Regions from separate parts of the Homo sapiens genome. Here regions 1, 2 and 4 are each linked to region 3. A link is a loop called in an ENCODE intact Hi-C map of the cell type or tissue named here. Cell type or tissue: heart left ventricle. All regions are shown on one strand. Links, peaks and the distances in the headings refer to the core of each region. The heading gives the core; the rest is flanking DNA. Region 1 holds the start of LOC105371062 (a long non-coding RNA gene). Region 2 overlaps SRL (sarcalumenin). Region 3 overlaps ADCY9 (adenylate cyclase 9). Region 4 holds the start of GLIS2-AS1 (GLIS2 antisense RNA 1).

Region 1 (7,497 bases), core at 764-5,763, 200 kb before region 3:
CAGTGCCTGACACACAGGAGCTCATCACCCGTGTGCCATCAGAGTGAATAAGTGGGTTTGGGGGAGTAAAGAAGGTGTCTGTGCGGTTTTTTGAGACAGGGTCTCACTCTGTCACCCAGGCTGCACCCAGGCTGGGTGACGTGATGCAACCACAGCTCACTGCAGCCTTGAATTACTGGCCTCTAACGATCCTCCTTCCTCAGCTCAGCTTCCCAAGTAGCTGGAACTATAGGTGCACATCACCACACCCAGCTAATTAAAAAAGGTTTTTTTTTTGGCTGGGTGCGGTGGCTCATGCCTGCAATCCTAGCACTTTGGGAGGCCGAGGTGGGCAGATCACTTGAGATCATGAGTTCAAGACCAGCCTGGTCAACATGGTGAAACCCAGTCTCTACTAAAAATACAGAAATTAGCCAGGCATTGCGGAGGGTGCCTGTCATCCCAGCTACTTGGGAGGCCGAGGTAGGAGAATTGCTTGAACCCAGGAGGCAGAGGTTGCAGTGAGCTGAGATGGCACCACTACACTCCAGGCTGAGTGTTTTTTTTTTTAGAGAGATGGGATCTTGTCATCTTGCCCCGGCTAGTCTCAAACCCCTGGGCTCAAGTGATCCTCTCACCTCAGATCATTTTTCTTTAGAAGAAAGTAAAGGCAATAAAAAAGCATTAGAAAAACAAACTGGCTGGGCTAGGTGGCTCACACCTGTAATCCTAACACTTTAGGAAGCCAAGGTGGGAAGGTCATTTGAGGACAGGAGTTCAAGACTGGCCTGGGAAACATAGTGAGACCTCCTCTCTACAACAACAACAACAAAATTAGCTGGGTGTGGTGGCATGTGCCTGTAGTCCCAGCTACTCAGGTGGCTGAGGTTGGAGGATCGCTTGAGCCCAGGAGGTAGAGGCTGCAGTGAGCCATGATCCCACCACTGCACTCCAGCCTGGGAAACAGAGCAAGAACCTGTCTCCGTTAAAAAACAAAACAAATAGAAACTGAGAGTAGTGTGATGTGACATGAGGTTGTCTGTAGAATGCTGACCAGCCTGGCCAACATGACGAAACCCCGTCTCTACCAAAAATACAAAAATTAGCTGGGCGTGGTGGTGCATGCCGGTGGTCCCAGCTACTTGTAGGCTGAAGCATGAGAATCGCTTAAGCCTGGGAGGTGGAGATTGCAGTGAGCTGAGATCGCGCCACTGCATTACAGCCTGGGCGACAGAGCGAAACTCTGTCTCAAAAAAAAATATATATATATTATATATCTCTATATATATCTATATATATTTTATATTTTTTATATATAAAATATATAAAAAATTTGCTGGGCGCAGTGGCTCACGCCTGTAATCCCAGCACTTTGGGAGGCCGAGGCGGGTGGATCATGAGGTCAGGAGATTGAGACCACCCTGGCTAACACGGTGAAACCCCGTCTCTACTAAATATATATAAAAAAAAAAATTAGCCGGGTGTGGTGGCGGGTGCCTGTAGTCCCAGCTGCTTGGGAGGCTGAGGCAGGAGAATGGCGTGAACCTGGGAGGCGGAGCTTGCAGTGAGCCGAGATGGCGCCACTGCACTCCAGCCTGGGTGACAGAGTGAGACTCCGTCTCAAAAAAAAAAAAAATTATATATATACATATATATACACACACACATATATATATATATAAAGTAATTTTCATTAGAAAATTTACTGAGGATTATTTCCTGAACAAAAAAATACTTTAAAAAAATCTTAACTCCATCTCCATTTCATATTTGATCTTTACCATGATCTTGTAAAGTAGATGGGGGCAGGGATATTTCTTATTCCTAAATCCAAATCTAATGTGGGGAAACTGCATCTACAGAGGTGCAGTTTTGCCTGAGTTCGGCCTGAGTTCACTCTGCTAATGCAAGACAAACCACACCAAAAGGCCAATTTCGTACCCATCCCAATATCCTTTCTACTCTATTCCATCACATTGATTTGCGGTAATCTAGAGCTGACAGCATATTGTGCACTGTATATTTTTCAGACCCACTAAAAGATGAGATTTTGTATTGTGAAGAGTGCAAAAAGATGTTATATTTCCATTTTTTCCAAACTTCTTAATTTTTTCCCACCACGATTCCAAAAAAATTTAGATATTCTGCATATTAAGGCATAGTCTCTCCCCTGGGGGATGTAGCCATCTAGTAAGGGATACAGCGCACAATTGCAAATCAGGATACAGGGGTCTGGCAAAGGACTGTCTTTCTCATTTGCAAATGTAATTATTTGCAAAGCCTGATCAATGCATATAAGTTGATAAATTATGTAATGGATTACTTCTGTTGAGAAGAATCAATTGACACAACCTCAGGGCTCTTCAGAGAATACTGAGACACACTGTGGGGCTATGGAGTTTGGTTGGGGAAGGAGTGGAGTTTTAGCTACACTTTGAGGGATGGGCAGGTTTGGTGGGTCACAGATTAGGGGGGTGGAGCACGGGAAGATCGAGGGCGCCCAGACGCAGACAAGGGAAGACCGCTGTGTGTGGCGGGGATAAGGGAATGGAAGAGCAGCCAAGGTGAGAGGAGGTGAATTAGGGAATACTGGGCCTTCAGGGGAAGCCCAGGGAGTCTAGGCCTGAGGCCACTGCAGGTTTCTGAGAAGGGAAGACCAGCGGGCAGCGGTGCTAGGGCGATATGGGGAGGCCGGAGCGTGGCATGCAGGAGCCAAGGGCCTGCCCCTGGGTCTGCTGCGTTGGGGGGAGCGTGGGGTCTCTGTCCTCCCCCGATGCTGCCCCACTCCAATCCGATGCCAGCGCCCCACAAGGCGGCCGCGAGCAGAAGCCCATCCACCCCATCGGCCTGGCCGCCCGGGGGACCCCGCCCGCCCTGGGCGGGCGCCAATGTGTCCCTTTTCTGGATCCTTTGGGAATCAATTAAGATCGCGGTGACAGGGCCCCCAGGTCGTAGGAGCACCCGGGCCACCACTCCCCGCGCGGCGTGGACGGGCTTCCAGCATCCGTGCGGGGACAGGGCTGGAGGCTTCGGTGATCGCGGCCGGGTACGACCACTCTTCCTTCGTCTGAGGGAAAAGGTCGCGGCTGGGGAGGGCCTCAGATTTCCCCGGCACGCCTCCTCTCCTTAGTGGGGAAACTGAGGCCCGGGGCAGGGCAGTTCTGGACCAGGGTCGTGACCGTGGGGAAAGTGGGCACCTGGCTGAATCTGACCCCGTCCTTCGCGCCCGAATCCTCACACGCTGTCCCCGAGGGGGCCACTACCCGACCCTGCGGACAGGGACCGATCTCGCGGCCGCTCAGCTGTGACAGTGCCGGCCGGCTCGCCCCGCGCATGCGCACTGCCTTCCCTTCGGGCTCGGCCCCGCCCCCTCCGGGCTGCGCGCCTCGGACCGAGTCCGGGACTGGGGTCAGCGCAGGCGCAGACGCAGACGCTTAGCGGCGGCGCTTCCAGAACGCTGCGCTCGGGAGAGCCTCGGGGCCGGAGTCGCGTGGGCGCTGGGGGCGGGGCGGGCGCCCACTGCCTGAGCCGGATGGCAGAGCCGTCTCTCCGCCAGCTCCCAGCGCTGGCTCGCGTCCCTGGGTTCCGAGCCCAGCGACGCGCAAGCTCCGTGGCCGCCAGCGCCGGCCCTGCCCCCTCGCTGCTGACCTCCGCCGCTTCACGCCGCGGACTCAGCTCCCGGGCTTTGCGGTCGCTGCCGGTGGGATGGGGAGGGCCGCGAACCTCTGTCCTCTCAGGCATTCACCGCGTGGCTGGGAGGGCGCCAGGAGGCCGAGGCCGGGGCTGCCATGCGCTCCCGGTGCCTCACCCCGCAGGTCGGTCCGCCTCGTGGGCTGTGGGGCAGACGACCGGGAAGCCCCGAGATCTCCAGATCCTCGATCGGGACCGAAAAGGCCCTGAACTTGTGCAGTGACTTGCCATTGAGTCCGGGAGGTTCTGGAGACCTGGGTGACGGAAGAACGCCCAAGGCCGACTGCTGCCCTCAGTTATCGGGGTGAGGTTTCCACCTGAGGCCGGCGCCCAGGGCAAACAGGAAATGCGAGTTTTAGGAGATTCTCCTACCGGAATGTCACCTCCCTTCCCCGCCAGAAACGAACCGCCCTCTCCGCCAGTAATTGAAAACCGAAGGGCAGCCCTTAGCGAATGAAAACTCCAGAAACCAGGAGGGTCAGGGAGGGTCATCATCTGAATAGAATGACTCTTGTGGCTCTTGGGGTTTCCTGAATCAGTCATTTTAGGAACTGAAAAGGCCTTACGAGGATCAAGTGGTCATTAGCTTCTCTTTCTTCCCTCCCTCCCTCCCTCCCTTCCTTCCTCCTTCCTTCCTTCCTTCCTTCCTTCCTTCCTTCCTTCCTTCCTACCTTCTTCCTCTCTTTTCTACTCTTTTTTCTTTTTGAGACTGCAACCTCGAACTCCCTGGGCTTGGGTGATCCTCCCGCCTCAGCCTCCCGAGTACTTGGAATTACAGGCGCGCGCCACCATGCCCGGCTAATTTAGGTTTTTACTTTTTTATCTTTTTTGAGACGGAGCCTCGCTCTGTCGCCCGGGCTGGAGTGCAGTAGCCTGATCTCAGCTCACTGCAATCTCAAAACTCCCAGGCTCGAGCGATCCTCCTGCCGCAGCCTTCCCAGTAGCTGGGACTACAGGTGTGCATCATTACACCTGGCTAATTTTTTATTTGAAAGAATTTTTGCTAACGCCGTGCGCGGTGGCTCAAGCCTGTAATCTCAGCGCTTTGAGACGCTGAGGCGGGCGGATCACAAAGTCAGGAGTTCCAGACCAGCCTGGGCAATATGGTGAAACCCTCTACTAAAAATACAAAAATTAGCCGGCGTGGTGGCGGGCGCCTGTAGTCCCAGCTACTCGGGAGGCTGAGGCAGGAGGATTGCTTGAAGCTGGGAGGCAGAGGTTGCAGTGAGCCGAGATCAAGCCACTGCACTCCAGCCTGCCTGACAAGGCCAGACTCTGTCTTAAACACAAAAACGAACAAAAAAAAGTTTACCGGGCGCTGTGGCTTACGCCTGTAATCCCAGTACTTAGGGAGGCGAAGGCAGGTGGATCACTTGAGATTGGGAGTTCGAGACCAGTCTGACCAACATGGTAAAACCCGTCTACTAAAAATACAAAATTAGCCGGGTGTGGAGGCACAGGCCTGTGATTCCAGCTACTCAGGAGGCTGAGGCAGGAGGATCGCTTGAACCCAGGAGGTGGAGGTTGCAGTGAGCCCAGATCGTGCTACTACACTCCAGCTTGGGCAACAAGAGTGAAACTCCGTCTCAAAAATAAAATAAAATAAATTGGGCTTCTCGCTCTGTCGCCAGGCTGGTCTCAAACGTCTTATCTCAAGCGATTCTCCCGCTGCAGCCTCTGTGCTGGGATTACAGGTAGGAGCAACCGCACCCTGCCTGGCCTCTCTTTGAAACCTGCCCAGTGACAGGGATCTCAATGCAGGGCATTGCATGTCTTCTGACAGGATGCTGGTTTAGGTCACTCCCTCTGCCCTGCAAGCCAGCTGTGTCCCCAGCATTTCCCAGGGCAGAGATAGATCACTCCCTGTGAGAGTGTTTTGGTGTCAGTGTGGAACGGCTTCCCTGTTTGGCCCCCTGGGTATACTGGAACCTGGGAAGGGACCTCTCCAGCTAACCCAGGGCTGGGCAGGGAGTTACTGAAAGGAAAAAGGAATTTATTTTTAATTTCCTGGGTTTTCTTGGCTGTTGCTTTGGAGTGGAGATCATTTAGACATCTGGTACCCTGATGGCCTGAGAAGAGAAGGAAAGTCCTTGGAAAGGAGTTAGGTGACTTCTGGGTAAGAATGAGCTGATACAATGGTGGAGAGTGGGGAGAGCTGCTTAGTGGCCAACCTGGCCATCATTGCCGTATTCACTAGGGAGCTTTTATTCTCATCTGTGTCCTCCTCCTGTAACTTAACACCTAGAAGTGGCAGGGAATTGGATCATGAAAGAGCCATATAGTCCAGCCTACTCATTTGTGTGTGTGTATGTGTGTCTATATATATGTCTATATATATATAGGTCTATATATATAGGTCTATATATATATAGGTCTATATTGGTCTATATATATAGGTCTATATTGGTCTATATATAGGTATATATATGTCTATATGCATATAGGTCTATATATATGTCTATATATATAGGTCTATATATGTCTATATATATAGGTCTTATATATGTCTATATATAGGTCTTATATATGTCTATATATAGGTCTTATATATGTCTATATATAGTCTGTATGTCTATATATAGGTCTATATATATAGTCTGTGTCTATATGTATAGGTCTATATATATAGTCTATGTATAGGCCTATATATATGTCTATATATATAGTCTATATATATAGGTCTATATATATGTCTATATATAGTCTATATAGGTCTATATATATGTCTATATATGTCTATATATATCTATATATGTCTATATATCTTTATATACACTATATATGTGTCTATATATCTATATAGATACTATATATGTCTATTATATATCTATATATATAGATATATATATTTTTTTTTAGAGACAGGGTCTCACGATGTTGTCCAGACTTAAACTCCTGGCCTCAAGCAATACCCCTGTCTCCGCCTCCCAAAGGGCTGGGATTACAAGCATGAGGCCCTGTGTCCGGACCCAACCCACTCATTTTAAAATTGAGGAAGTTTGAGGCCTGGAAATGGAAAAATGTGGCCCAGGGTCACGGAGGGAGCTGGTGGCAAAGATGAGACTTAAATTCAGGTCTCCCGATTCCCAGGCCTGCCCTTGTTCTCTACACTCTTTGTATTAGTCAGGATCCAGCAGAAAACAGATTAAATTGGGGACATTTAAAGTGGGGGCTTTGAGGCAGGATATAGGGAAACTGCTATGGAATGTGGAATATTCTGGGGCTGGTGACAGTGGGATCTTACCACCTCTGCACCTGGAGGCAGGTTGTGTGGAGGGCGATCTCACTAGAGCTGGGACTTTAAGTCAAGGAGCTCAAAAAGGGACTTGGAGGAATAAAAACCATAAACCCTGTCCCCACCTTCTCCCTCTGGTTTTGATTCCAGGCTCCACATGGACCAAACCCAGCTGGCAGTCAGAGGGCAAGAGCATCTCGATGCAGCGCATACAGGCCAATTCCAGGGTGCAGTGCAGCATGGAAAAGGAGAAATGTACCTGAAGAGGCAAATGAAAGATATACAGCGTCACAGGCAATCTTGCTTCTACTACCATAAAAATAGTTTACGTTTCTTAGACACTTAGTCTGTGTCAGGCATGTCCATTATCTCATTGCATCTTCCCATAAACCCGGTTTCCTCCATTGGACAGATAAAGAAACTGACTAGTGAAACAGCTTGAGGGACGGAGGTATGAACAGCTAAGCTGTCATTTTCCCGTCCAGAGTCTTATCTGGTGTATAGTAGTTCCCCTGTGAATGTTTGTGGAATGAATGAATGAATGAGGAGCAGACATAAATAGGGTTAGATAGTAAACCTCCCTGAGGAGCCTT
Region 2 (7,497 bases), core at 1,342-6,341, 210 kb before region 3:
AATTAGCTGGGCATGGTGCTGGGCACCTGTAATCCCAGCTACTTGGGAGGCTGAGGCAGGAGAATCGCTTGAACCCGGGGGCGGAGGTTGCAGTGAGCTGAGATCATGCCACTGCACTCCAGCCTGGGCGATAGAGTGAGACTCTGCTCCAAAAAGGAAAAAAAAAAAAAAAAAAAAAGAAGGCAAAATCAGAGAGAGAGACGCCAGAGTGCTTGTAACCAGGGACTGGGGGAAGAGGAAATGGGGAATGACTGTTTAATGGATACAGAGTTTTCAGTTGGGAAGATAAAAACATTCTGGACCTGGATGGTGGCGATGGTTGCACAACAGGGTGAATGTGCTTAATGCCACTGAACTGCATGCTTTAAAATGATTAAAATGGTAAATTTAGGCCAGGAGCAATGGCCCACACCTGTAATCCCAGCACTTCGGGAGGCCAAGGTGGGCAGATCATTAAGGTCAGAAGTTCGAGACCAGCCTGGCCAACACGGTGAAACTCTGTCTCTACTAAAAATACAAAAATTAGCCAGGCATGGTGGCGAGTGCCTGTAATCTCAGCTACTCGGGAGGCTGAGGTGGGAGAATCGCTTGAACCTGGGAGATGGAGGCTGCAGTGAGCTGAGATTGCACCACTGCTTTCCAGCCTGGGTGACAGAGCAAGACTCCATCTCAAAAAGAAAAAAAAGGTAAATTTTATGTTATGTATGTTTTACCACAATTAAAAGAAAGCCCCAATAGCTTGGCAAACATATCCAATTCTGTTGCAAAAGTCTCCCTGTGACACCAGGCATATACACATGCTTCTCAGTAGATCTGTTTCACAGAGATCATGTATTCCTTCACCTCTCACCCCGTGTGCCCAGGCGCTGAACCCACCACCTCTGAGTTCACGGTCCTCATGCATGGGCCTAAGCTGAAAACCATCGAGGGCATCGTCATGGCTGCTGACAGCGCCCGTTCCTTCTCACCCCTTGAGAAGTTTGGCCAGAATTTCCTAGAGAAGCTGATTGGCATTGAGGTTCCCCACAAACTTCTGGAGAGGGTCACTTTTGTGGATACACCAGGCATCATCGAGAACCGCAAGCAGCAAGAAAGAGGTAATTTAGCCCTCATTTCTGAACAGTGTAAGCTCTGTTTCAAAAAATTATTTTTGGCCAGGCATGATGGCTCATGCCTGTGATCCCAACTCTTTGGGAGACCAAGACAGGAGGATCCCTTGAGGCCGGAGGTTCAAGACCAGCCTGAGCAACATAGTGAAACCTCATCTCTACAAAAAAATTTAAACAATAGCCAGGCATGTTCGCATGTGCCTATGGTCCTAGCTACCCAGGAGGCTGAGGTGGGAAGATTGCTTGAGCTGAGGAAGTTGAGGCTGCAATGAGCCGTAATCGTGCCACTCTACTCCAGCCTGGGCAAGAGTGAGACCCTAACTTATATAAATAAATGAATAAATAAGGCTGGGCACAGTGGCTCACACCTGTAATCCCAGCACTCTGGGAGGCCAAGGCAGGTGGATCACTTAAGCCCAGGTGTTCTAGACCAGCTTGGACAACATGGCAAAACCCCGCCTCTACAAAAAATATAAAAATTAGGTTGGCATGGTGGCACATGACTGTAGTCCCAGCTACTCGGGAGGCTGAGTTGGGAGGATTGCTTGAGCCCAGGAGGTCAAGGCTGCAGTGAGCTGTGGTCATGCTACTGCACTCCAGCCTTAGTGACACAGCAAGACTCTGTCTCAGAAAAAAAAAAAGGAAGAAAAGAAAACTACTTTTGACAGTGGGTGGTAGGCAGGCAGGGAGAGGAAGTGTGCCCAGTGTTGCCTAAGACCAGGAGAGGCATTCTTAACTTCCACCCTTCTTGTCGTTACTGCGATGCCATCTGGGTTTTGGAGTGCCTGGTGCTCCTACCTCCCCAAGGACTGATTTGGTTTGGAGACGGCAATATTTTCCAAAGTGGGGGCCTAGTCCTCTCTGCAAGCAGCTCTGAGAGGTTCAAGCTGGGGCTCAGTTGTCTTTGGGAGGCCCTGTGTGTCCTGTGTAGCCAAGGGCCTGGACTAATTGGATCCCAGTACCAGTATGTTTGACTTCTGGCTAAATTGGGTTTGGTGCTCCTGGGCCTGCTGTAGGTTGAACCTGACCTTCAACTCCTCCTATTCCCGGTTTCTGCTTTTCCAGGGTTGCTTCCCCATAAGCCTTTAGCAGGCTTCTTCAAAGCCCTACTTGCCCTCAGGTAGCAGGGGAATGCTAATGTCTGACTTCACTTACATGAGAGTAGGCAAAATGAGAAAGACAGAAACCAGAGTGGTTTTAACCAGGGGCTGGGGGGAAGGGGAGATGGGCAGTTACTGTTAATGGGTACAGAATTTTCAATTTGGGAAGATGAATAAGTTCCAGAGAGGGATGGCCATGATGGTTGTGCAACAGTGTGAATGTATTTAATGAACAAGGCTGACAACCAGGCCACAAGACTAGAAGCCAGATCCACCAGGCATGTGGCTATGGAGTAGGCCACTGAGTCCTGCCATGAGGCAAGGCTGTCTGCAGTGAGTCCTGAACAGGGCAGTGCAGGAATGTGTGAGCAGACGGTGGATCTCAGTTTATGGTTACAACTCCAATTGTGGTTATAAATAGATCTTGTAGTAATGATATTAGCAGTAATATTAGAAGCAATTAATAATATTAGTAGTAATATTAGTAATAATATTATAGTATATTTAATTATATTATTATGGTATAATGACATTAGTAGTATTATTAGTAATGTTAATAATGTTAATAATTATAATAGTAAATTGTACCCCTACTACACGTTGGATAATTTTATACATTATTGTAAAAAAAAAAAGATTTCAATGTTTTTAAGACAGGTAGTCCTCATCTCCTCAGTTTTCTTATTTGCAAAGAAAACTAGGAAATAAGAAGCTAATGGAATTAAAATGTATTCTGCACCAGCTGTATGACTGGAATTTTAGGTGCTGTCCTATATTTACAGCAACATGGTAATCTTTATATCAGTTCAGATGTTGATATTGTTCTTCTTGTCATTTTGGAGCTAAAAAGGTAGAGCTTAGAGGCATTTAATATACAGCTCGCCAGGGGCAAAGCTCAAATTCTAGTCCAGGTCTCAATGCTAAGCCCACATTCCTTCCCCGTAAATAATGCATTCATTCTTTCATGTTCTTCTAATTCCTCATTTCTCTCCCTCAGCATCTTTGCCATTGCCCCAGATCCTTTTAGACAATAGGACAATCTCCATTTTGAACAGGTATTTAGCTTTCTTGGAAACTTGGATTTCACAGTAGATTAAAACAATGATCAGGTGGGGCATGGTGGCTCACGCCTATTACCCCAGCACTTTGGGAGGCTGAGGTGGGAGGATTCTTAAACCCGGGAGGTTGAGGCTGCAGTGAGCTATAATCATGCCACTGCACTCCAGCCTGGGTGACAGAGTGAGACCCTGTCTCAAAAAACAAACCAACAAGAAAAACAAGGATCAGGCTGTTCTTGGTTGAAGATTGGCAAGGGACAGGAGATATGCAATTGATTTTTTAATAGTCTGTAGAAACCCAGAAAATCCGTAGCGCTGTTCCTTCTTTCAACCCCCAGAATGGTTTAGTTCTGAAAGGAGGTGCGCGGGCTTTGAGGGAGGCCTACTCAGTTTGACTTCTCACTTCTGTCTCCCAAAGGCTACCCCTTCAACGACGTGTGCCAGTGGTTCATCGACAGAGCTGACCTCATCTTTGTCGTCTTTGACCCAACAAAGCTGGATGTGGGTCTAGAGCTGGAGATGCTCTTCCGCCAGTTGAAGGGGCGTGAATCCCAGATAAGGATCATCCTGAACAAGGCTGACAATCTGGCCACCCAAATGCTCATGCGGGTTTACGGGGCCCTCTTCTGGAGCTTGGCCCCTCTCATCAATGTCACAGAGCCCCCAAGGGTTTACGTCAGCTCCTTCTGGCCACAAGAGTATAAGCCGGACACCCATCAGGAACTGTTCCTCCAAGAAGAGATCTCCCTCCTAGAAGACCTGAATCAGGTGATCGAGAACAGACTGGAGAACAAGATTGCCTTCATCCGCCAGCACGCCATCCGGGTCCGCATCCACGCCCTCCTGGTTGACCGCTACCTGCAGACTTACAAGGACAAAATGACCTTCTTCAGTGATGGAGAACTGGTCTTTAAGGACATTGTGGAAGATCCCGATAAATTCTACATCTTCAAGACCATCCTGGCAAAGACCAATGTCAGCAAATTTGACCTTCCCAACCGCGAGGCCTATAAGGACTTCTTCGGCATCAATCCCATTTCCAGTTTCAAACTGCTCTCCCAGCAGTGCTCCTACATGGGAGGTTGCTTTCTGGAGAAGATTGAGCGGGCCATCACTCAGGAGCTTCCGGGCCTCCTGGGTAGCCTCGGGCTCGGGAAGAATCCAGGTGCTCTCAACTGTGACAAAACAGGGTGTAGCGAAACACCAAAAAATCGCTACAGGAAGCACTAGGTGGTGGAGCGGTCCTTGGGTTCCTGTTGGTGAATCAGCTTGTGTCCTAACTGTCTGAGAGGTCCTGGTTTATTAACCCTTTGAGCCACACTGGCAGGAATTATTACACAGTGGAGAGTTGGGAGTTCATTGAGGCCAGGGGTCGGGGCAGGTGTGTGGGTCTAGGGAGGAGAGTGGAAACTGTGAATTCCTGTGTGCTTGTCTTGTTGCTTCAATGAGGAGGCCTGATTGAGGCAAGTCAGCCTCCACCTGCTTTTCCTGGGTCCTGTCTTGGAAGGACAGAGAGCAGCTAAATTCTAGTGTATCTTAAATCAGTGAGGGTCAAATAAGCTAAAAGCAGCTGAAATTCCTTTGTTCCCTGTGAGCTGGGAAAACAGCGAAGGCCTGAGTCGTAGAGATTGTCAGGTCCATTTTGGCTTCTTTCCACACCCACAGTCTCGCGTTTGTTCCCCAGCCCTCGGCTGCCTCTTAACTTTGGGTTGACTTTCAACAGTGAATAGTCTCTTGGGTCTGAATATACCTGGGTTTGTTTTTGTGTTTTTGAGACGGAGTCTCGCTCTGTCGGCCAGGTTGGAGTGCAGTGGTGCAATCTCAGCTCACTGCAACCTCCCCCTCCTGGGTTCAAGCGATTCTCCTGCCTCAGCCTCCTGAGTAGCTGAGATTATAGGCCTACCACCATGCCCAGCCAATTTTTGTATTTTTAGTAGAAACGGGACTTCACCATGTTGCCCAGGCTGGCCTCGAACTCCTGACCTCAAGTGATCCACCCGCCTCGGCCTCCCAAAGTGCTGGGATTACAGGCATGAGCTGCCGCACCCGGCCTCCACCTGGGTTTTGAGCCAATCCCCCGGACTTGCTCCTGGTTTCCTCAAGGGGTGGGGCAGTGGTTTAGGACACTCGACAACTAAGAACAGGAGTTCCCAGGAAGGACAAGGATCTGCCTCCCCCACTGCCACTTCTCTGATGTGTTCCTCAAAGCTGGCTCGAGGGCTCGATCCCTTCATCGGACCCAGGAGGGGACTGGTTGGTGTATCCAGGTAATTTACTCTTGGAAGTGACTGTAGTGAAGGTCGTGGAAGGGCTCAGAGGGTTAATTGGTTTGCAGTGCGTCTTTGTCTATTGCATGTCTTGGAAAACTCAGATCCCAAAGGCGCTGGGTTTCAGAGAGGACAGTGGAGACCTTGCTCCTTTTCCTTAGGCCGCCAGTCTCTCAAATTTCAGAGGAGGCTGTTTCCACAACTCCCCTGTGGAAACACTTGGCAGCGGAGTTGCTCCTTTGCAGTTTCCACACCATGGCTTTTCCTTTCCTTTCTTCTCCATTCCCTGATGCATCAACACTTACTTGGAGCAATTTCCTAGGAGTCAGAACCAGCACCAGCCACTCGGTGTCGGTGGCCACCAAGGCTTAACATTGACCTTCCCGCCTGACCTTGATGCAGATGTCCACTGAACACACCGCAGGAAAGCCAGGGCCTTCAATACCAATAAGTGTGAATATGTGTGTATGTTGTCCAAGAGAGATTAGGGAGATCACATAGACTCTAGGGAGTAGAGAACTTGTAACAGTCTTGCAAGGCTAGCATGCACGGCTCCACAGCAGGTGGTGGGGAGCAGAGGGGCAGGACCTGCAGGGAAGAAGCAGCCTTTGGATGGTGAAATGTGCATGGTGCACAGTCTGTGCATGCCCAGGAGACCCAGCCCGGGCTGCCTCGAGGGGCTCCTTTGTACACAGCCAGCCGCTTCTCTTGGGAACAAGCTGTCCTGGGGGCCTTACCCACGAGGCAGGAGTCAGGATGCACCAGCTCAGCACCAGGAAGTCATCCTGGACCCAGGACAGTGGAAAGGCAGGCAGAGGGAGAGGCACTCTGAGGTCAGGCAGGGTAAGCCAGTTGGCAGTCAGGTTAGGTCTATGAGGAGAACCTCGAGTTAGGAATTCCCGGTTCTCAGAATTGTTATCACTCTGGTGCATGCTGTCACAGGGGCCGTTGCGTTTGGCTTTGTGGAGGGCCTGGACCCTTCCACAAGAACACCCGAGGTTCCAGGGCACTCAGGACAATGTTTCCAAGGAACGAGTCGACCAGGAAAGAACAGTGAGTTCTGCAAGGGGCATCCACGGAGCCTGTGATAGGGGCTGATGAGATGGAATCTGTCCTGGACTTTTCTTCTCATTAACCACCCTCCGCAAACCCCAGAACCCCTCGCCTCATCTCTGTACTGTCTGCCCTCTTGGGGGATGGGCCCTCCCACTTTCCCCTGCCTGCTCCTCCATGCTGTGAGCTGCTTTGGCAGATCTGTTTTTCTGTGTAGTCAGGGGAAAAACAAAAAAAGATGCACAACTGTGTGGGCATTGTCATAGCTGTTGGTGTCACCACTGCTTTGGGGGAAATGGCTGGGATGAGGCTAATACATTCATGCAATATTTATATTTTCAGGGGGCTGCGTTATCAGCATGCTCTCCCTGCCTTGGGCTTTTCTTTCCGTCATGTTTTCCTTTTCGTGTTCCTTCTCTGATTTCTCTTGTCTCTGCTGCTCACAGGCCTGCCCATCAGTCAGTACAGATACTCAGTGTCTGGTTTCTGGCCAGCTCCGTGGAGGGGGCTTTAAGCAGAATTCTGACTCTTTGGGGTGGGGGATTAGGAACTGGGGGAAACTTAATGATCCAGAGATTCCCCCAAGAGGAGTGTCTGGAAGGATCTGTGCCTGGACAGTGGCAGAACCTTTCCAGTGTTCTTTTGGTTCTGATTTCATCAGTCTCAATAAAGTTCCGATCTCTCTTTAACACCGCGTGCTTTCTCATGGTCTCCAGCTAGGTTACTCTCTTCATCCTCCTTTTATCTGGTAGAGTTAACTCATGTGTAAGTTCCTTGGGGAGAGACTGGAAATTAAGAAATTGCCCACCCTTGTGTTAGCTGGATGCCCCAGGACCTTTTTTGGGACTGAGGCTGAGTTGCTCTCTCAGCCGCCCAGGAAGGCGTGGTGTCCTCTGAAACTTAAAGAACT
Region 3 (7,497 bases), core at 903-5,902:
CACGGTGCCCTGGCAGCCAGTGGCACTGTCCCTGGGTTTCGCCCATGGGGAGAGAGGGCGAAAGAGTGTCATGATGTGGGGGAGCGTCGTTCTCAGTGGGACTGGGACAGGTGGCACTCCCGGGATGCACAGGGGTGGGGCAGATGGGCCTGGGAGCCTCTGGCATCAGGGCCAGGGGTGGCCCAGAGGGGGAGGCTGTGGCAGGGACAGGTGTCTCTGGCAAGTAGCAGGGCAGGCAGGAGAGACTGCAAGGGAGGTGGAGGGAGGAGCGGGGCCTCTGGCAGCGTCCATGGATGGGGCAGTTCTACAGAGGAGATGGCAGCCCCAATCAGGAAAGGCCCTGTACCCGAGCCCTTGGCTTGGAAGGTGGGAGGTGTGGGCTCTCAGAAGGACGGCAGCCCACGTGGAAACCTTCCGGCCTCACATGTGGGCAAGGCAGTGATGTCTCAGGGACATCACATGCATGCACCCGGCCCTGACTCGAACCCCTGACGGGCACTAGATGGAGCCCCACAGAAAGGGGACGTGCGTGGGCCTCTGCCAAGGTGAGTGGGCATGGGCAGTGTCGCCCCTGAAATTCCTACACCTGGCCGGGTACAGTGGCTCAGGCCTGTAATCCCAGCACTTTGGGAGGCCGAGGCAGGCAGATCACGAGGTCGAGATAGAGACCATCCTAGCCAACTTGGTGAAATCCCATCTCTACTAATCATACAAAAATTAGCTGGGCGTGGTGGCGGGTGCCTGTCCTCCCAGCTACTCCAGAGGCTGAGGCAGGAGAATTGCTTGAACCTGGGAGGCGGAGGTTGCAGTGAGCCAAGATCGCGCCACTGCACTCCAGCCTGGCGACAGCCAGATCCCATCTCAAAAAAAAAAAAAAAAAAAAGGAAAAGAAAAGAAAAATGAAAAAAAAGAAATTCCCACACCTTCTGAGGGGATTCCAGGGCTGGGACCTGACTTGCCCTTTTGGGCACTACAGAGCCTCCAGCTTCCTTGGAGAGAATTTGGAACCAAACCCTAACCCCCAGGTTGCCCTGGCAGGGTCCAGCCTGGCATCAGGGCTGACTGGCAGCCTTGCTCCCACCGTCCAAGTGCCCCTCCTGCCCTCCCACCTAGTTCCTGGGAGTGGTCGAGGCACCCGGAGCTGGTTTGTCCCAAAGAACGCACACCGCACCCAGGGCTGCCAGGAGACCTTTCCGCTCCGTGCGTCTCCAGCTCCTGCCCTCAGCCCCGAGCCTGGCCGGGATGCTGAGTGGACACCCATGGCCTCTCAGGGGTTGCCAGAAGGTTGCAAGGCCAAATGGAAAGCAGCTGAACTGGCTACATCCCTTCCTCTCCCAACCACAGCCTCTGCCTTTGGATCCTACACCTTCCTCTAGGTTAGGGACACACTCAGGAGTCAACCGGTCCATGCCAAGTCCTGGCCTGGCTCCTTGTTCGCTGTGTGCCCTAGGGGTAGCCCCTGGCCTTGGCCTCCCAATCTGTACACCGAGATGGGTGGTAGTTCCTGCCTGTGGGGTGCCGTGAGCGTCAATGGAGATCGCACCTCCCCAGAGCCTTGCAGGGCCTGGGCCTGGTCACCTCTTGGACGTGTCAGCATCGTTATTTCTCCCCCTCAATTGCCGAACACTAGTGTGTGCCTCTCTAGTGTACTGGCCCCCAGCACAGAGCCAGGCCCCGTAGGTTCCCAGGCGATGATGTGCCACTTAAATCCCCGTCGGCCACTTCCGCCACGAAGCCCCGCTTTCGCACCTGCTGAACCTAGGACTCCGCCATGCAGCAGGACCGCCCTGCACATTGCTCTCGTCCAACTGCCTTACAGATGCAGGGACCTCACCTGCGCCAGTCAGTAACTCATCTTGCAGCTAAATATATAATGTGTCTATGAGAATGTGCTGGGTCATAATCAGTTGCTCTGTGACCCTGGCAGGGTTTTTTTTGTGTTTTTTTGTTTTCGGAAACGGTATAATTCTGCAGTGGTGTGATCATAGTTCACTGCGGCTTCAAACTCCTGGGCTCAAGCAATCCTCCCACCTCAGATCCCAAGTACCTGGGACTACAGGCACAAACCACTATGCCCAGCTAATTATTTTATTTTTTGGTAGACGGGGTCTCGCTATGTTGCCCAGGCTGGAGTGCAGTGGCATGATTATAGCTCACTGCGGCCTGAAACTCCTGGGCTCACACAATCCTCCTGCGTCATCCTCCTGAGTAGCTGGGACCACACTCACGCACTGCCATGCCTGGCTAATTTTAAAGTTTTTTGTAGAGATGGAGTCTCACTGTGTTACGCTGGCCGGGAACTCCTGGGCTCCAGCGACCCTCCTACGTCAGCCTCCCAAAGTGTCGGGATTACAGGCGTGAGCCACCGTGCCCAGCCCCCTGGGCAAGTTTAACTTCTCTGTGCCTTGGACTCCCCAGTGTTAAATGGGGTAGTAGAGGGAGACAGCCCTCCGAGAGCCTTCCTGCCCTGTGCCTGGCCCAGAGCAGCAGTGCTCCGCACGTGTTGCCTGTTTCTCCATCTGAACTGCGCTCCTGGCCGCCCATGGCCTCCCAGTCATTCTGCTCCACTCCTGCTCCACACAGGTCATAAAGAACTCCCCCGTGAAGACGTTTGCTAGTCCCACCTTCAGCTCCCTCCTGGATGTGTTTCTGTCGACCACAGTGTTTCTGACGCTGTCCACCACCTGCTTCCTGAAGTACGAGGCGGCCACCGTGCCTCCCCCGCCCGCCGCCCTGGCGGTCTTCAGTGCAGCCCTGCTGCTGGAGGTGCTGTCCCTCGCGGTGTCCATCAGGTAAGCGCCGCGTGGACTGGGTCTCCAGCTCTGAGCCGTTAGCTCCCTCTTCTGGCTCCATGGCTTATGGCTGAGCGGTTGGACTGGTCCCCAGCCAGCTGTCCCTGCTGGCTGATTTCTGGAGATGGGTCCCCGTGTCCTCCCCGAGCCCTGTGCCCCAGCATCCTCCCTCCCTGACGTTGGCCCAGATGCGGGGGGACCACCTCGCTGGAGGGGGCGGTGCCTCCACAGCCCCAACCGCTGCCAGCTTGTCCCCAGATTTCCAGGTTCAGAGACTGCAAAGGAGAAGGTGAGAAGATAGGAAACAATCTGGAGGAAGGAAAGGAAAAGACATGAGCGGGGGTAGTGGGCCTGGGACAGCAGGCGCCTCTTCAGAGTACCGGAGCCAAACAGCATCTCCACGCACTTGCCTCAGGCAGTGGTCTCTTGGATGTGACGCCAACAGAAGAAAGAATAGACAAGCCCAACTTCCTCAGAAGTTAAGCTGTTGCGCTACAAAGAACACCATCAAGAAAGAGAAAGAACCCACAGAACGGGAGGGAACACTTGCAGATCAGGCCTCGGACAAGGTCTAACATCTAGAATGGATAAAGAGCACACATAGCCTGATAATAAAAAGACAGCTCATTTTAAAGGGGACAGAGGCTCCGAATAGACCACAGGTGCGTCTTGGGAAAGCTGGGCCCTCGGGACCAGCCTGGCTCCCTGAGGGGGCTCGCAGCGGCTCTGTATTCCTGAGCAGGAAGGTGGCCCTGTGTGGTCCCCGTCCTGGGCACCACAAGCCCCTTGGGTGGTCCTGTCACCCTCAACAGGATGGCTGCCGGCCTAGCAGAGTCCCACTAGCAACGGTGCCCCGGAGCTGGGCTTCAAACAGACATGGGGAGGCAGCCCTGACCTTGAGCGTCTGCTGCCCTTATCCAACATCCCAGGGCAGAAATGAATGGCTTTGAGTCTGGCGTGAGGCGCCGGAATGCTGGCTTCTCCCATCTGGGGTGGGCAGGCTGGGATTCCTGCCCCCTCCTTCCCACCTGCACTGTACCCAGGACCCTTTCAGCTTCCTCCGAGGCCGCCATGGGCCATGCTGTCTGTGGCGTGTGCTCAGTGTTTCCCAGAACTCCCTGTGGGCTCATGCCCCATCACCCCCAGCGAGCAGCCCTCTTCCTGGCACAGCCTCCCCTCCTGCCTCAGTGCCCTCCTGTGCTTCTGGGGACCCCTCCCAAAGGAGCCGTCGCCTGCAAACCCTTTCAGGGTCCACTTCCCCAGAACCCAAACCAGACATCCTCAGGCCCCTGGTTGGTTTGTTTTTCCTCTTTAAAAAGATCAGCTTTAGGCTGGGCATGGTGGCTCATGCCTGTAATCCCAGCACTTTGGGAGGCCAAGGCAGGTGGATCACCTGAGGCTGGGAGTTCGAGACCAGCCTGGACAGCATGGTGAAACCTCATCTCTACTAAAAAATACCAAAAAAAAAAAAATAGCCATTCTTGGTTGTGGGCACGTGTAACCCCAGCTACTCGGGAGGCTGAGGCAGGAGAATCAACTTGAACCCAGGAGGTGGAGATTGCAGTGAGCTGAGATCGCACCATTGCACTCCATTCTGGGTGACGAGCAAAACTCCATCTCAAAAAAGAAAAAAAAGAAGATCTGCTTTATTGTGACATGATTTATATACAATAAACTCATTCAAGTGGACAACTCAGTGATTTTTAGCAAATTTGAAGAATTGTATGAATATCACCACTATGTAACTATCGGGCACCTCCATCACCCCAAAAAGAAACCCATCCTCATGGGCAGTCACTCCCCCAGGTCTGCCTTCCCTGGTCCACCCCCAGGTTTTCCTCTAATGTGGGTAGCTGTAGCGTCTTGAGGGCTCTGAGGCCAGCATTGTCTCCATTCCTTTTTACTTTCACCCTTTAGCTATTATTCCCTGCTCCTTCAGACCCAATTCTAAAGCATTGAGGGCAACCCCGGTGTAGACTGCCGAGGGCTGGGGTGAGGTGCGCTGGAACTGCCTGCACAGACATACTCCCCAAGGATCTGGTGAAGGTGGTGGCTGCTGCACCCCTGAACAGGCCTGTGGTGGGATTTGGTTCCATTTACCAGGAATCGTCAAGCCTGGGAGAGGCCCAGACCCTGAAAGGCTTCCCTGGCCCCTCTGAGGGCCGTGTTGAGGACCCCAGGTTGACGGGAACCTGCGCTGTGGGGTATACGGGCACCCCATCCCTTTCCTGTACAGGAGGAAAGCCAGGCGCCTCCTCAGTGACTGGCCCAGGCCCCGCCCGTTGCCTCCAGGAGGCTTCCTGCATCACCCTCTCTGCTCTGCCCCAGCAGGCGTGAGGTCTCATTTTCAGATCCCTGCAGTCTCAGGGACCAGCATGAAGGCCCCCTCCAACCTCACATCTTTCCCGCTGCTGACTGGGAACTTGGTTCCCTCTGTCCCCCCTCCTAGGGCCTCTGTATTCTGCATATTTGTGGTTATTCTTGGAAGTATTCCAAAGTCTTCATTATCCTTTAAATATCAGGAAGCCAGGGCTGTCCAGGACCCTAAAAGGGTGAGGCTGTGCCTGCGTCCATGTGGGGAATGGCTGGAGAGTGAGCGTTCCCTCGCCTGGCCACACCACGCAGCCAAGAGGGAGAGGCATGGTAGGTGTTCAGGCCCGAAGGCTGGGGGCGGGGGGCTCTGTGCCAGAGGCTTTTTTGCTGTTCAGTCACAACAGCGGCCCCCGCCCAGCCTCTCCTGAGGCAGGGACAGCAGGCCTATCCCCAGCTCCCTGGCAGCAAGCTTGAGAGAAGGACTGTCTCCCCACGAGGACCCCACACCTTCTCTTCACCTCCCCATGTGGCCCCACCATGGCCCAGGGGTCCTTGGACTCAGCCAAGACCTGTTCCTCCTCCTCACAGTGGTTCTTGGCCCGCACACTCAGCTGCTTCTTTATACAGAAACTTTTATTGTGTCAACATCACACTCCTGAAACGAAGCCCGCTAGACACACGCCTGCAAAAGGAGTCAGTGAATACAGTCGCTCTGCTTAGAAGGACAAAGTCTTTTAAAATGAAATACGTGGTGCTGGACCTCACGTACAACAGAGCCCCGCTGTCTGGAGAGTCCTGAAGCCGCCAGCTAGAGGTGAACATGCACGATGAACATGACAGCCCAGATGCAGACGGCACGCGTGTGCGGGTTTGGTGGTCTAAGCGCCACGAGCCAGGTTCAGCCTGTGGTGTGATTTTCTGAAACACTGATGATGATGCCCCAAACAGCAGAGACCACTGTCACTCAGTTTCCACAGGAGCTGCGCTCCAAGAAAATCCAGGGTGTGTCAGCACCACCACAGAGCACCCTGTTTGTAGCTGGGACACAGCCTCTGGGCTAAGATGCTGTCAGCAGCCTTCTGCCTTTGCAGGTGCCCAGGGGCTTGGCTGCTGTGTGGGGTGCAGGGCAGAACCTCCCTGGGTGGCACCTGCCCACATGCAGGACAGCTCTGTCCCTGGCGCCTGCCCACCAGATGCCAGGACCGCCTCTTCTGCTGCGACAACTGCACGGGCTCCACAGAATTCCAGGACGCCTCCAAAGCTGCCCCCGTCAAGACCTCCTGCCTCAGAAGCTGATGGGAGCCGGTGACGGCAACGTGGTGGCCCCCAGGAGACTCTCCTCAGGGCCTGTGATACTCTCACGTGTTCTGTTAGGCGAGCGAAGCATGTGCTTTTCACAAGCATATTTTATCACAACGCAACATGTGACCCTAGAATCAGGTACAATGAGCTAAGCCTGGCTTCCTTGCCTTCTACCAAAAGTGAGGGAGGTAGACTCCCACCCCACGCCTGCTCTCACGCCCATCCCAGGGGCAACACGGGAGAGAGCAGAGGGCGGCGCTGGCTGCGGCCTCGCACCTGTCTCCTGGCCGATGACCCACCCCGGGCCCCGTCGCTCCTGCTAACCCCCATGCCTCTCGCAGGATGGTGTTCTTCCTGGAGGACGTCATGGCCTGCACCAAGCGCCTGCTGGAGTGGATCGCCGGCTGGCTACCACGTCACTGCATCGGGGCCATCCTGGTGTCGCTTCCCGCACTGGCCGTCTACTCCCATGTCACCTCCGAATATGAGACCAACATACACGTAAGTAAAGGCTCAGCCGTTTTATTTCCACGCTCTCCTGGACTCCCTAATCTCTCTTTTCTTTAAATCACTTGGGATAGCAATTTAAAAATAAACCCTTTGGCCAGGCATGGTGGCTCACGCCTGTAATCCCAGCACTGTGGGAGGTGGAGGTGGGCAGATCACAAGGTCAAGAGATCGAGACCATCCTGGCCAACATGGTGAAACCCCGTCTCTACTAAAAATACAATTAGCTGGTCATGGTGGCAGGCGCCTTTAATCCCAGCTACTTGGGAGGCTGAGGCAGGAGAATCGCTTGAACCTGGGAGGCAGAGGTTGCAGTGAGCTGAGGTTGCACCACCACACTGCAGCCTGGGTGATGGAGCGAGACTGCGTCACAAAATAAAATAAAATAAATAAAATAAAATAAACCCTTGAAGAGGCACGAACTCTTTTACTCTCCTGAGCCAGCTTTTTTAGAAGCCGACTTAGCATTGGCCTGCCCAGATGCTCACGCCCGGGCAGTGGCCGGGCTGGGGAGTCCCCGGTGGGCACGAGTCCCTGCCAGTGTGGCTTCTTCTTCATCAAGTTCCAAATCAGTTATTTTCCT
Region 4 (7,497 bases), core at 765-5,764, 350 kb before region 3:
GCCTCCTAAAGTGCTGGGGTTACAGGTGTGAGCCACCGTGCCCGGCCATGACTGGTGTCTTTATAAGAGAAACCAGAGAGAGATTCGGACACAGAGGGACAAAGACCGTGTGAAGACAGGGCAGAGCCTGGAGTGAAGCAGCTACCAGGCTAGAGTGCCAGGCATTTCCAGAAGCTGCCAGAAGGCAGGAGAGAGGCAGGGAAGGTTCTCCCCTAGAGCCTTCCAGGTAGACTCCAGCCTCCAGAATTATGAGGGGTAACACATCTGTTTTTTAAACCACTCAGTGTTGGGGTACTTTGTCATGGCAACCCCAGGAAACCAGTCCACCCCTCTCTCCGGAACTCTCACCCCTCCTTACCGAGGCACTGGGCACTGGAGGCAGGTCCCCGTTGCCCTGGCGCTCGGGGGACAGCGAGCTGCTGCCATTGGGGGAGTCCAGCCCAGATGGTGGTGACAGGCTGAGGTCCACGAGAGGGGCTGCTGAAAAGCGTCCCTCCACCTTCTCGGGGAACTTGGAGTTCAGCAGGAAGCCTGAGGGAGAGGCACAGTTCAGGGTGTGCTGGAGTGTAGAGTCCCAGTGGGCCAGGTACTCCTGCCTCCGAACCCCCACTGTGACCTTGGGAGCAGACACCAGCCATGCCCCCAGACCACACGAATGTGAGGAGCAGCCTGTGGAGCTGACAGGTGTGTGACACCACCCACCACCTCTGAGCTTTACCAGCCGCCAGAGCTTGGCCCCCGTGAGCCGGGGAGGGGGGAAGTGCCCGCTTTGCAGACGGGAATGGTCTGGCACGCAGGGTTAATAACAGAACAGGACTCGAACCCAGGGCCCCTGGGTCCCTGTCAGACGGGCAGGTAGGAACCTTTCTAGCTTTTCCCAGGCCCCTTCCTGCCTCAGTGTTCCCTTCTGTAAAGTGGCAGGTTCGGGCTGGGCTGCTCCCATAGCCTTCCCCTTCAGACAAGCGGTGAATCTGGTTTTCGGGTGACTCTGCTCTTGGAGGCAGGGCAGAAGTGGTGCCCACCACCCTGGGCCCAAGCACCGGGAATCCCTGAGAGGCACCTCCTGGGCTCAGACCCAGCCTCTACTGCCCAGGTTGGCCAGCGGCACCACCCCACAGCCTAGGGTGCAGGTCCTGGGACTACTGCCGCTCCTTCTGAATGCCTGGTTGCCCGACCAGCTCTGTTCCAGATCTGCCTAGAGGCCTCAGTTTGCATCGTGTGCCAGCCACGTGAGCTGGGCACTGCAGCTCCCACCTCCCTGCAGACATACGATGCTGGGCGGATGGAAGGACAAGCGTGCGGGCTTCCCATGAACCGGAAGCCGAGAGGGGCTGCAGCTACATGCTGGTGGACACACTTGGCCATTCTCCCTGTCACCATGACTGGATCAGGGCTAAGTCCCCCTGCCCTGCCCAGGGCCAGTACCTGAGGGCGGGGAGCCTGGAGAGCCAGGTGTGGGGCTGTCATCCACCAGGCCCAGCTCCCTGTGCAGAGCACGGGGCCGGACCACACCCAGCGTCCTCTCCCGCTTCTCTCTTGCCGCCCGGAGCTTGGTGATACTCAGCTTCAGGTCGAGCGGCTCGTCCAGGGAGTGCATGGTGAGGGGGCCGGAGTTGGAGGTGGCAGCAGGCAGTGGGCTCCCAGCTGGTCTTCACGCAGGAACCTGGGGAAGGACAGGAGCTGTGCTGTGGCACTGAGACCCCAGGCTTCTCCTCGGGCTGTACTCATGACAGTCTAACAGGAGCAGGAGCAGGGGGCAGTGTGAGGTTGTCTCCTGGGTAGGGAGACCCTCCGAGCGACCTGGCCGGCAGCTATCATGGGGGGAGAGCCAACAGCCTCCTCAGAGATTCCGCATCTGCTTCCCATGAGTCTCTTGGGGAAGACAAAGCTCACATTCTTCATTTTGCCATGAAACTGAATTTTATTTGCTGACAGAGTCTCGCTCTGTCACTCAGGCTGGAGTGCAAGTGGCACAATCATAGCTCACTGCAGCCTCGACCTCCTAGGCTCAAGCGATCCTCCCACCTCAGCCTCCCTGGTAGCTGGGACTACAGGCAGGCACCGCTCCTGGCTAATTAAAAAAAAAAATTTTCTTTTTTGTAGAGATCGGGTCTCTCCATGTTGCCCAAACTGATCTCGAACTCCTGGCCTCAAGCGATCCTCCTGCCTTGGCCTCCCAAAACGCTGGGACTACATGCCTGAGCCACCACGCTTGGCGAAACTGCGTCTTTTACAGGCATCGCCTCAGATCGCAGAGCTCAGAAGTGGAAAAACTATCAGATTTGCCAAGACCAGCTCGGTCGGGAGACTAATCCGGCGGCGCTAGAGGAATTAAAGACACATACGCAGAAATATAGCGGTGTGGGGTGGGAAATCAGGGGTCTCACAGCCTTCAGAGCTGAGAGCCTTGAACAGAGATTTACCCACGTATTTATTGACAGCAAGCCAGTCATTAGCATAGTTTCTATAGATTATAGACTAACTGAAAGTATTCCTTATGGGAAATAAAGGGATGGGTCTGGCTAGTTATCTGCAGCAGGAGCGTGTCCTTAAGGCACAGATCACTCATGCCATTGTTTGTGGTTCAAGAACGCCTGTGGCCGGGCGCAGTAACTCACACCTGTAATCCCAGCACTTTGGGAGGCCAAGGCGGGGAGATCACGAGGTCAGGAGATAGAGACCATCCTGGCTAACACGCTGAAACCCCAACTCTATTAAATAACAAAAAAAAAAATTAGCCAGGTGTGGTGGCGGGCGCCTGTAGTCCCAGCTACTCGGGAGGCTGAGGCAGGAGAATGGTGTGAACCCGGGACGCAGAGCTTGCAGTGAGCCGAGATCGCACCACTGCACTCCAGCCTGGGCGACAGAGCAAGACTCCGTCTCAAAAACAAACAAACAAACAAAAAGCCAAACGCTTTTAAGCAGTTTTTCCGCCCTGGGTGGGCCAGGTGTTCCTTGCCCTCATTCTGGTAAACCTACAACCTTCCAGCGTGGGCGTCATGGCCATCATGAACATGTCACAGCGCTGCAGAGATTTTATTTATGGCCAGTTTTGGGGCTAGTTTACAGCCAGATTTTGGGGGGCCTGTTCCCAACAAGATTCAAGGCCTGAAGCCAGATCTCCCGGGAACTGGCTAGCCGTGTCCTAACAGCCTTTTCTGACAGAGCAGGAGCCATGCTCCGGACTCCCGCCCTGTTTGACCCCAAAGATCTAGAACCAGGCCAGGGGGCAAGGAGCATCCTCTGAAATGGCCGGCAGGTAGCCACGCTCACCACCAAGGAACTCGCACCAGGCAAACCGAGAAAGTGGGCACAGCCAGGGGCCCCACCGCCCTCCCTGCAGAGGCCTAGAGGAGAGGCATCGCAAGCCAGGGAGCCCCAGGGCGCTGGGTCGCCACCAGGGGGCAGCTGGGGATTGTGGCCTGGCCTGGCCAGCTGGGGCAGGGTTGGTGGAGTTGACCAGCTGTATCTGGCGGTTAATATATAAATATGTAGAAATTATTTTTTACTGGAGATGGTATTCTTTTAGTATCACTTCCCATGCTGTAATTTTCATCATTTTTCTTAGAATTTCTCACTGGTTTAATTTTCATTTTCTTTTTGGAAATGGAGTCTCTCAGTCACCCAGGCTGGAGTGCAGTGGTGTGATCTGGGCTCACTGCAACCTCTGCCTCCCGAGTTCAAGCGATTGTCCTGCCTCAGCCTCCCAAGTAGCTGGGATTACAGGTGTACACCATCACACCCAGCTAATTTTTCTATTTTTAGTAGCGACAGCGTTTCACCATGTTGGCCAGGCTGGTCTCAAACTCCTGACCTCAGGTGATCTGCCCACCTCGGCCTCCCAAAGTGCTGTGATTACAGGTGTGAGCCACCTCGCCCCACCTGGTGTAATTTTCCTCACATGCAAATGATCTAACAGTATCCACCGACCCAAGAACAAGGTCAACACTTCATTCTAAACCCAAACTTCACATTCAGAGCAGCAATCTTTTCCTACGCGGTTAAACACGACATTTCCTTGCGTTTGTTCATTGGGATTATTACAACTTGAAAATCTAACTGCCGCACAATCACGCTGTGAGATCCCGTCTTTCGCGGTATTGGGGTCTTTACTCAATACCAAAGGGCGGCCATGGTGGACATAACTACTACATGGTGAAATACTTTGGATATGCCCCCGTGTGTTTCCCTGGGGGCTAGCATAGCCTGTGAGTGGGGAGAGATGCTGTCCACAGGGCAGGACAGGAAGGCAGCTCCCACGTCCTCCCCTTCTGCCCTGACTCTCCAAGCAAGTAGGGCATAAAATGGTCCCCCCTTCACTGGAGATCCTCTGCTTCTAGGGACACATCCCCAGACCCCACCCCAACATGGCTGACACGGGGGTCTCAGCACAGGGGGGCTGCCCACCTCTCCCAAGGCTGCATCATCAGAGCCAGGGCAGCTGCACTAGGCCGTGGGACCTAGGTCTGCGATTCGCCCCTGTTGGAGCTGTCAGATTGTTTGAATTTGCCTCCCAGGCCATGCATGGGCCAGGGGCTCCCAGAGATGCGGTGGGGTAGGGACCACACCCCCGCTAGCAGGTGGGTGGGTGACAGTGATGGATGGACCAGGGTCCCCTCCACTGTTTCTCTGGCTGGACAGGGAGTTGCCCTCTGCCTGAACCCCTGCCAGTTCCATCTGTCTATCTGTGTGTCTATCGTCCTGCTACCTGTTTATTTTTAGACACAGGCGCAATCCAGCCTCCCCGAAGCTCCTCTGTGCTGGAAGCCTGGACGGGGAGGAAGGAAGTAAATATTTATGCTGATGAAGAATTCAGGAGCCAGGAAGGGCTGGTGGCCTGGTCCCTTGGCTGGCCTGGGGCCACAGGCCTCCCCACAGCCTCTGTCCTCACCCCCACCCCCACCCTTCCGGAGAAGGGGACCACAAGGGCAGGATGGTTTGGGAACTGGGAATTCCAGCTGACGGGGACACTCACTGGCAGCGCTGCCCAAGCAACATCCTTTGGCACCTGCCCCACTGCCTTCCCAGGACAGATGGGGACTCGGGGAGCCAGGGGCCCTGAGTCACCTTGTTCTTAGGGCCTGCAGGGGACACTTCCCCAGGAGGAGCCTGTCTCCCCAGGTGGGGCCAGCCACACGGCCCAAAGCCAGAGGGAGGACTCCAATGCACCCCCTTCATCAGCAGGTCCAGTCCCCAGGGGCACCCCCACACACTTCCTGCCACTGGGTCCTGCCAGGGAGGCAGGGGTTCATTCCAATGCAGGCCAGAGCCCGGCACACGGCCTGCGTCCCTGCCCCCGGGAAAGGAAGGAGCTGCCCCCAGCCCTACACCTCCCAGCATCCCTGTTCCAGGCCCTCCCCACCCAGAGTTTTTCCTCCAATGGAGGCCCCACCCCAGAGGGGAGACGGTCAGTGACCCTGCTTCAGTTCTGACCTTGGCCAGGCTTAAAGCCTCCCCTTCCACCCCCGCCCCGACCGGCAGCAGCCAGTTCTGGGCTCTGCTCTGTGCTTTTGTTCCCGGCTGGGTGAAGGGGGCAGGCGAGAGCTAGGTTCCTGCTCTCCTGAAAGCCTCGGAGGCCCAGAGCGGGGAGCAGCGGGCCTGCAACCAGGGAACCCTGAGTGAGTGCCCATGAGCGGGTGGCCGTGGCTCTCCCCAGCGTAAGGCCGACAGCCTGGCTCTGGACAAGCTCAGCCAGAGGCCTGGGTGCTAATTACTGCGGGGTCCCGAGGGCAGGAGCCGGCTCTCGGTCAGGTGGGGGCACCCCGTGGATGCTCCCCGGGCGCAGCGCAAGGCCCGCCGGCCCCACGCCCCTCTGCGCCTCCTGGTGGAGCCTTCCGTTCCTCAGTTTCCCCCCGGTGGGACAGCGCAGCGTGGAGGGTGCACAGAGCCCAGGGCCGCGTCTCTCGAGCACTCAGCCTGGGATGCGCCCAGGGCAGCGCCCCCACACGCAAGGGCCCAGGGGTTGGGGCGAGGGCTGGGGTTGTCGGTGGGGGGTGGGGGTGGCCGCGGAACCGGCCGCTGCGCGGCTCCTCCAGCTGCAAAAGGAACTAATTAGAGCGGGGCGAGCGGGAGGAAGCGGCTGCGGCGAGGGAGGAAGCGCGCGGGGGCGGCCGCGGGGACCACCGGGACGGCGGGGGCTTCGGGGGACCGGGCCCTGCCCTTCCCACCCACCGCAGGGCGGGGGTCACCCGGAGGGTGGGCTGGGCGGGCCCCCCGCCACCCTGGCCGAGACAATGGCTGCTATTGTGTGCCCGACCGCAGCCCGAGCAGACGGCCCCCAGCTGCAGCGCTGGCGGAGCCACCCGGCCCCCCGCCCGCAGTCCCCGGCCAGGCCAGGTAGCCAAGGATCCCGCCCTGGCAGGCGGGGCCGGCCACTGTCCCCACCCTCCCTACTGGAAGGCACGGGGCGACCCAGCACACTCAGGGAAACTAAGGCCCGGAAAAGACAGTCTCTTCCAGGGCCCCTTGGCCTGGGGTGGGTCATACACCAGAGGGGGTAAAGGACCATTAGGTACTGACCACGTGTCAGGCCCATCTGTCCATGGATTCAATGACCCCTCTACAACCCTGCCTGGCAGTAGCTGCTGTCATTTTCCCGATCTCACAGATGGGGAAACTGAGGCTTGAGATCACTAGGCTAATAGGGAGCTGGTTGGAGTCCTGCTCTGAATAAAGCTCCTTCTAGGCCAGGCGCGGTGGCTGACGCCTGTAAGCCCAGCACATTGGGAGGCCGAGGCAGGAGAATCCCTTGAGTGCAGGAGTTCTACACCAGCCTGGGCAACATGGAAAAATCCCGTTTGAAGTAAAAAAATCAGCCGGTGGCCGGGCACGGTGGCTCATGCCTGTAATCCCAGCACTTTGGGAGGCCGAGGGCGGACCACCTGAGGTCAGGAGTTCCAGACCAGCCTGGCCAACATGGCGAAACGCTCTCTCTACTAAAAATACGAAAATTAGCCGGGCGTGGTGGCAGGTGTCTGTAATTCCAGCTACCCGGGAGGCTGAGGCAGGAGAATCGCTTGAACCAGGGAGGCAGAAGTTGCAGTGAGCTGAGATCGCGCCACTGCACTCCAGCCTGGGCGACGGAGTGAGACTCCATCTCGGAAAAAAAAAAAAAAAAAAAAATAGCTGGGCGTGGAAGCAGGGACCTGTGGTCCCAGCTACTCGGGAGGCTGAGGTGGGAGGATCGCCTGAGCCTGGGGAGTTTGAGGCTGCAGTAAGCCGAGATCACACCACTGCACTCCGGCCTGTCTCAAAAAACAACAAAAAAAGCTCCTCCTTTCCTGCTTGGGGGAGGGTGGCTGGCAGGCCCTAAGCCTGTGGAGGTGCAGGGTGCACTGGGGGGCTGTGTGCACCCACCCTGAGAACCACTTGGTCTCTTTGCAGAAGGAAGCGGGTCCTCTGTAAGATGGGGCTGCATCCCTGCCCCGCTCCCAGCAGCATGGGGTCAGGTGAGTGACCAGCGTGGCAGTGTTGTCAAGGGCAATGTGAGGAACACCC

What was found. Hi-C counts contacts between places; a loop is a spot of excess contacts. Peaks named below come from ENCODE experiments on the same cell type or tissue, not always from the same donor. Only the 100,000 strongest peaks of a DNase experiment are listed, where the experiment ranks them.
Region 1: it touches region 3 in a loop (2.7-fold over the local background); 34 of 110 quality-filtered maps call a loop at or near these places.
Region 2: it touches region 3 in a loop (2.6-fold over the local background); 28 of 110 quality-filtered maps call a loop at or near these places.
Region 4: it touches region 3 in a loop (7-fold over the local background); 26 of 110 quality-filtered maps call a loop at or near these places.

Annotation. Positions count from the first base shown.
Region 1 is chr16:4,179,869-4,187,365 of GRCh38, reverse strand. It overlaps LOC105371062 (a long non-coding RNA gene), which reads left to right and starts at 3,408. Exons shown (of 2, transcript NR_188654.1): 1 at 3,408-3,973; 2 at 7,055-7,249. RefSeq lists silencers at 3,111-3,180, 3,191-3,840 and an enhancer at 3,244-3,538. In heart left ventricle, for the core only: CTCF peaks have their summits at 3,429 and 3,632; DNase peaks (open chromatin) are centred at 2,885 and 3,365; H3K4me3 peaks cover 1,783 bases; H3K27ac peaks cover 1,417 bases.
Region 2 is chr16:4,189,153-4,196,649 of GRCh38, reverse strand. It overlaps SRL (sarcalumenin), which reads left to right. Exons shown (of 6, transcript NM_001098814.2): 5 at 864-1,097; 6 at 3,686-7,276. The coding sequence ends at 4,497. Among named protein-coding and RNA genes, the nearest start is that of SRL, 49 kb to the left of the region's middle. In heart left ventricle, for the core only: no CTCF peak of the experiment used is centred there; no DNase peak of the experiment used is centred there; H3K27ac peaks cover 198 bases.
Region 3 is chr16:3,978,527-3,986,023 of GRCh38, reverse strand. ADCY9 (adenylate cyclase 9) reads left to right here. Exons shown (of 11, transcript NM_001116.4): 7 at 2,584-2,792; 8 at 6,749-6,908. Among named protein-coding and RNA genes, the nearest start is that of TRIDDENT, 32 kb to the right of the region's middle. RefSeq lists enhancers at 3,053-3,575, 3,576-4,099. In heart left ventricle, for the core only: CTCF peaks have their summits at 2,642 and 2,841 (motif pointing left); DNase peaks (open chromatin) are centred at 1,533 and 2,843.
Region 4 is chr16:4,326,381-4,333,877 of GRCh38, reverse strand. It overlaps GLIS2 (GLIS family zinc finger 2), which reads right to left. Exons shown (of 7, transcript NM_032575.3): 2 at 1,426-1,663; 3 at 359-531. The coding sequence starts at 1,597. GLIS2-AS1 (GLIS2 antisense RNA 1) reads left to right here and starts at 5,538. Exons shown (of 4, transcript NR_110901.1): 1 at 5,538-5,618; 2 at 7,384-7,448. RefSeq lists an enhancer at 4,310-5,310. In heart left ventricle, for the core only: CTCF peaks have their summits at 3,400 (motif pointing right) and 5,527; DNase peaks (open chromatin) are centred at 3,407 and 5,527; H3K4me3 peaks cover 1,019 bases; H3K27ac peaks cover 2,033 bases.